Regions from separate parts of the Homo sapiens genome. Here region 1 is linked to region 2. A link is a contact called in ENCODE Hi-C or POLR2A ChIA-PET data. All regions are on one chromosome and are shown on one strand. Each heading gives the region's core, a stretch centred on a gene start or an enhancer-like site at or near the end of the contact. The rest is flanking DNA. Distances are from core to core; before and after follow the strand shown.

Evidence for each region. Hi-C counts contacts between places; a loop is a spot of excess contacts on that map. ChIA-PET counts read pairs that join two places held with the same protein, here RNA polymerase II (POLR2A).
Region 1: a map of gastrocnemius medialis shows a loop between it and region 2 (11-fold over the local background). The contact joins two enhancer-like sites. A Hi-C loop is called at or near these places in 2 of 168 maps with a recorded cell type or tissue (Jurkat and gastrocnemius medialis). POLR2A ChIA-PET finds 5 or more read pairs at or near these places in 3 of 52 experiments (AG04450, K562 and PC-3).

The regions. Positions count from the first base shown.
Region 1 is chr9:98,608,809-98,612,085 of GRCh38, reverse strand. The region is part of intron 1 of GABBR2 (gamma-aminobutyric acid type B receptor subunit 2); the gene reads left to right. Among named protein-coding and RNA genes, the nearest start is that of GABBR2, 98 kb to the left of the region's middle. RefSeq lists an enhancer at 640-1,632. Within about 2 kb of position 1,730, at least 3 of the 41 ENCODE cell types and tissues checked have a DNase peak (open chromatin) inside an H3K27ac peak, as active enhancers do.
Region 2 is chr9:98,550,060-98,553,246 of GRCh38, reverse strand. The region is part of intron 2 of GABBR2 (gamma-aminobutyric acid type B receptor subunit 2); the gene reads left to right. Among named protein-coding and RNA genes, the nearest start is that of GABBR2, 160 kb to the left of the region's middle. Within about 2 kb of position 1,551, at least 3 of the 41 ENCODE cell types and tissues checked have a DNase peak (open chromatin) inside an H3K27ac peak, as active enhancers do.

The DNA.
Region 1 (3,277 bases), core at 481-2,980, 59 kb before region 2:
AGACTGGCTGACTCTGGGGACAATCTGCAGGTGGTCCCTTCTCTCTTCCTGGGCAGGGCCCAGATAGAGCCTCAAAGATGGGTTTGGATAGACCAACCAGAAACTGAGCAGGCCTGTTCTCCACCTCCTTGATTCTGGAATGAATCATTCTCCTGGTGTAGCCTCCAGCTGTGTTGTGAGATGAACTCACATGGCTCCTCGGTCAATTGCCATTCATTCATTCATTCACTCCTTGGGCGCATCAGGGAAGCAGTGCTGAACAAGGCTGCCATGGAACGTGAGGTCTAGTGAGGCAGACAGATGTAGTGTGACCACAGCCACGAGGGCAAGGTACCCGGTGGTGGGAGTGTGCGTGGCTGGGGAACCTACCCAGAATTGGGGAGGCTTTTCTAAGAAAGTGGTGTGTGCTCTGAAGAGCACTTTCTCGTTTTCTTAACATTTCCAAATCCAGATTTTCAAGAGAGAAAATCTCTTCCTTGCCAGCTCATTTTTCCTGGGCCTACAAGGTTATGGGTCAGCAGCTAGCCTATGGCTTGGGTTTACATACCTTGTCCAGTTAGCTAGGCCTGGGATATAGGAATCTTCCAATTTCATTCATTCATTCATTCATTCATTCATTCATTCATTCCTCGGGTGCACTTGGGATGTGATGAAGGAATCCATAGCAGTTTTCATTGTTGGAGAAGCTCAAGTAGGAAATAGTTAGGGCAGGGATGGGATGGGGTGACAGTAAGTGTGGTGGCTCCATGCTGAAGGAGACATGCAGCTACAAGGGACTGTGAGTGAAGCCTAAGACACCAGGGTGAGCAAGGGACAAGGTAGGCAGTGGAAATGGCAGCGGCCATGCCACAGAGGGCCTTACAGGGCAGGAGGCAGGGGGTGGCATTGATCTTTATCCCAATCTTTATCTCCGGGGGGCTGAGGAGCCCATTGTTGGGTGGAAGTAGCCCAGTTGGGAGAGGACAGGATGGTGGTTCTGTAGGCAGCGGGGAGGAATGACCTCCCTGGACAGAGGGAGACTTGAGAAAGCAGTGGAAGGTGGGGAGAGCGATGTCAAGGAGGCACCTTGTTTTTTTTGTTTGTTCGTTTTTGTTTGAGACAGAGCCTCATTCTTTCACCCAGGCTGGAGTGCAATGGTGCAATCTCTGCTCACTCAACCTTTGCCTCCCGGGCTCAAGCAATTCTCCTGCCTCAGCTTCCTGAGTAACTGGGATTAAGGAGGCACCTTGTATTTGCTTCCTGTGGCTGCCAGAACAAATTGCCACAAACAGGGTGGCTGAAAACAGCACACGTTTTTTTTTTTTCTCACAGTCCTAGAGGCCAGAAGTCTGAAATCAAGGTCTTGGCAGGGCCAGGGTCTCTCTGGAGGCCCTGGGGGAAAACCAATCCTTTTGTGCCTCTCCCTGCTTTTGGTGACTGTTGGCATTCCCTGACTTGGGTCTGCAGGGTTCCAATCTCTACCTCCCTGGTCACATTGTCTTCTCTCTTCTGCCTGTCTAGTCTATTTCTGCCTCACTCATGAGATTTATAGCCTACCTGAATATTACAGGATAAGCTCCTCCTCTCAAGAACCTTCACTAAATCACATTTTTGCCATGTAAGGTAATATTCCCTCTTTTACCATATAAGGCAGCATTCACAGTTCCAGGAGTTAGGGCATGGATGCATATTTTTGCAGGCTGCCTTTCAGCCAGCGCAGTGCTAAGGACCTGACTATAGAAGTGAGCCCTCACGTAGTGCAGGCTGTGGGCCAGGCTCTGTGTCCTGACTGCTCCAGATGGGTTGACTCATTTTAAACCTCATGAAATAGGCACTATTGTCATCCTCTCTTTATAGGCAGGAAACTGAGGCTCAGAGAGGTTAAATGGGCCCACTGTCACGCCACCAGGAAGCCACCAACTGGGAGTTGAGTCCAGGCAGCAGTTTCTGGAGCGCTTGGCAGGCTGCACTGCCCTCCTAGGCGGGGCGGATGGAGGATGGGTGCTGTTCACTGAAATGAGGCATCTGGGAGAGGGGCGCAGGGAGGACAGGAGTTTGGTTTGGGGCATGGTGAGCCACAGCCCCTGACATCCACGTGCTTCTGTGTCCCCTTCATTGCCAAGTGCAGCCTCCGTGTCTGGGTTTCTGATCTTGGCCATGGCCCCTCTGCCCTTTTGGCTTGTGGAAACAGCCTCCCAGTGCTTCGATGGCAAGCCCTCTTCAGAACCACTAGTGCCACTGCCCAGTGTCCTGGCCCTGAGCCTGGGTTTGGAGCTCTCAGCGTCCACACAAACTGAGTAGGGTAGCAGACGGGGCATCACAAAGACTTTGAGGATGTAAGGGCTGTGCCACTGGCACCCAAGGAGCCTGGAGCCCAGCTCTGCCCCAGGCCACTCCCAGCAGCCCCACCCTTCTGAGGGGGCCGAAAGCTGGAGGCCCTGAGCACCATCTCCCCTGAACCATGCCTTGCTCACTGCTAAAAACCCACCTTGGAGCCCTGCCCTTCAACCAGTTTTGCCACTCATTGCTTAGGGCTTAGGGCTCAGCCCACCCAGATGGGTTATAGCTGGGAGGGGTTAGGTGCTCTGTTATGTGGAAAAATCACCCAATGAAATGTCAGGAGACCATTCCCACTCCTCCCCGACGTTCACTTGAAATATGGGCATGCTTTGGATTTCATAGATGGAAGGGTAAGGGCATTCGAGGTGCGAGAAACTGCAGGGAGGTGAGGAGCAAAGGCACAGAAATGGGAAAAGATAAATTCTGCTTGGGAAATGCCAACTGCAAGATGACTGTGATGTAGGGCACCTGAGGTGGGTGACAGAGGGGCTGGAAGGGGGAGTGGGGGCAGAATTCAGGCTGTCTGGGATGCCAGTCTGTAAGAGATGGAACAATGGTTTTATAAGAAATGATTCTATGTCAATTGCAGAGATTCTCCACTGATGCATGTTGTTTGTACATTTTTTTATATCACAACATCGTTTATTATGTGAATTTTTTACAATACAAACAAAAAATACAGAAATGCAATATATGATTACAGCTAAATGCAGAATGGTGACTTTTTTCTCTTCAAGAGGCCGTGATTCCCATTTCTAGTAAAATTAAGAGACTGCATATAGGTAGAAACAGGTTGGTCATTAGCTTCACAATTTTGCCTAGAAATGATCTATAAATGCATTTTCCCCCTGCTACTTACCATAAAGTGTAAAAAGGAGTTAAAGAAAGTTTCCTTGTTGGTTCCTACCATATGAAAGATGCTATATTCTATTTCAGCAGGGCCAATATGTGAACACTA
Region 2 (3,187 bases), core at 302-2,801:
CCCACAGGAAACAAAGGCACTAATGTCTCCCTTACAAATTGTCACAAGTTCCCAATAAGAATATGCTGAGTGCAGTGGCTCACACTTATAATCCCAGCACTTTTGGAAGCCAAGGCAGGAGGATCACTTGAGGCCAAGAGTTTCAGACCAGCCTGGGCAAAATAGCGAGACCCCTGTCTCTACTAAATATAAAAAATAAAAAAAATAGCCAGGCATGGTGGCACGTGGGTATAATCCCAGCTACTCAGGAGGTAGAGGCAGGAGGATGCTTGAGCCCAAGAGTTCCGGGCTGCAGTGAGCTATGATCATGCTACTGTACCCCAGTCTGGGTGACAGAGTGAGACCCTGTCTCTAAGAAAAAGAAAAAGAAAAAAAGGACTGGCCACAGCAGGGGGTGGTAAAAGCTGAACTGCTGTGCATTTGATGAAAAACTAAACCTCATTAACAGAAAGGAGAAATGATTGTTCCCCAAGAGGTTCTAGCCCAAGCTCTCTCTGACTAAAGAGATTTAAAATCTTACAGCCAGTCTATGCACGATACCCCAGAAGGCCTTTTGTTGGAGTGGGGCTTCCAGAACTCACTCAAATGCCAGGCATTCATTTTCCCTTGTTAACTTGGGAAATGCTTTGCAGCCACCCCGCATCACATTAATCTCACCGGCATCTATGTTGAGGCACTTTTTGTCCAAACAGTTTTTCACCAGGGCTTGAGCACAGCGGCGACCTGGCGCAGACCTGAAGTGGACCCGAGTTCCCAACACACACAGCCTGGGGCCTTTGTATACATCCTGGCACTGGCCACAAACAGTGTTTTGTCAGAAGCTTCCTGAGAAAGTTGCGTTCCATTCATCTCAGCTGAAAGGAACCCTAGATGACAAATACCTCCCTCATTTAATTACAGAAACAGTCAGCAAAGTCGTGGAAAAAGATTAAACCAACAGAGAAAAGAGCAAGCCTCAATCATTTTCTCATCCCTTTGCATTTGGCCTGAGTTCCTTACCTAGGACTTAGCAACTGTGGTCCCCCCTGCCCGGTTATACCTGCCTCCTGAAAAAAATGGTTTATTTTTGCAGAGAAGCTAAACTCGGATGCCCCAAAACAGGTGAAGAATGAATTGCATTTAGGCAAGAATTCGTCAATGCCTTGGAATGTCATAAAGATCCTGAAGCTGGGAGATGAGTTTACATTTTTCGTCTGGGTTCGTATCTGCAAATGGAAGTGAGGCACAATGGCAGTTATCTGAATAAATCAGATTAAATAAAACACACACCCACACAAGACCAAGAAACTCCTTAATCATTTTCTTCAATGTTCGCGAAGCATAGATTTTTGTGGTTGCAGAGAACCTTTGAAATCTTTGGTCCAATCCATCACTTTCAGAGATGAGAAAAACAGACATCTAAAAGGGGGGAAATGACTTACCCTTGTTCTCTCAGTCACAGGGACAGGGTTAAGCCTAAATGTCCCGGCTCCCTAAAGAGGCCTCGTAGCTGCATGAGCTCACCACTTCTCTCTGCATTCAGGTGCTGCTTGTTAAAGTGACTCATGGTTCAGTATGCAGGCCCTGAACGCTCATGAAACATATCACGGCAGGCTAGAGGCCTCCAGCTGGAGAGAGATGCTCATGGCTCTCTTCCCACCCCATGCTGCTGGTTAAATATGTCTCCTCCAAAACTTGCTGTGTTTGAGAGGCCCTGGAAGCCATGGCATAAATTGTTCCCTCCCTGGTCTACTGGATGACCTTTCTGGGCCACAGTTTTTTCAGGTATAAAATGGATCATAATTTCTACCTTGGGTAATCTGTCTGAAAGTTTTTGTTTTGTTTGGTTTGGTTTGGTTGAGACAAAGTCTTGCTCTGTTTCACTCGCCGAGGCTGGAGTGCGGTGGCATGATCTCAGCTCACTGCAACCTCTTCTTCCTGGGTTTAAGCGATTGTTCTGCCTCAGCCTCCTGGGTAGCTGGGATTACAGGTGCCCACCACCACGCCCGGCTAATTTTTGTATTTTTAGTAGAGACAGGGTTTCACCATGTCGGCCAGGCTGGTCACAAATTGCCGACCTCAAGTGATCTACGCACCTCGGCCTCCCAAAGTGCTGGGATTACAGGCATGAGCCACTGCACCTAGCCCTGTCTGAAAGTATTAATCACCAAGTCAGACGTGTGTTCATAAAAACTCTCCTTTGGATGGCTTAGACTGTGGCTGGCCGATTGGGTGGTTGGGTCATTTCTCCATTCATTCATCTATCCACTGTCAAGCAGGCTTTACTCTCAGGCATGTTAGAGAATGGATTTTTTTTTTGAGTGAGTGTAGGATGAGGAAATAAAAACAAAAATCCTGTCCCCCAGGAAGATTGCAAAGGATCCCCCGTGTGAACAGACTCTCCACAAATCCAGTATCTATGAACTCTCTGGCAATCATAATCACAGGGAATGCAGGGGACTTTATGCATCTGTAAAGCTTCAGAGTCCACAAAGTTCTTTTACATCCTGCCATCACCCCTCCAAAGCAGGCAGGGCAGAGCTTACAATCTTAGTTCTACAGATGCAAGAAGGACTAGTGGCCTAAGTTTGCACAGCTGGGAAAAGACAGCGTTGAGGTCCAAATCCAAGGTCTTTGGAGTCCAGGGGTCTGAATCACACTCAGCTGCTGCCCGTCTTTGCCAGGATGTCTCTGGGATTCAGACTGAGGGGCTTGTATCATTTCTGAGGGGCTGTGGTGGTGAGGATGGAGGCAGTATGACTTAACAGTACTGGTTCCACTCCTCCATTTCTAAGTTGCATGATCTTGGACAAGTTCCTTTTTTCTTTTTATATTGTGGTAAAATGCACAAGATAAAATTCGCCATTTTAACCATTTTAAAGTGGATGAGTCATTGTCATTGAGTACATTCACAACGTTGTTCAACCATCACCACTATTTAGAGCTGAAACATTTTCATGCTTTCTTGGGCATGAAAGCTTTTGTGCTTTCGCCCCAATTTGCTTTGTTGGGCAAGTTTTTTAACCTCTAAGCCTCGGTTTTCTTATCCATACGATTACTAACGGCACCTGCCACAGGGTTGTTGTGAGGATCAGGTGGGATAACTGGGAAGACTTGGCATAGATAAAAGGTGATGGGTGGGGGGCAGTTATACTAAATTTGTATACTGAGAACTAGGTTATAGGATTTGGACAGGACTATCTTGACG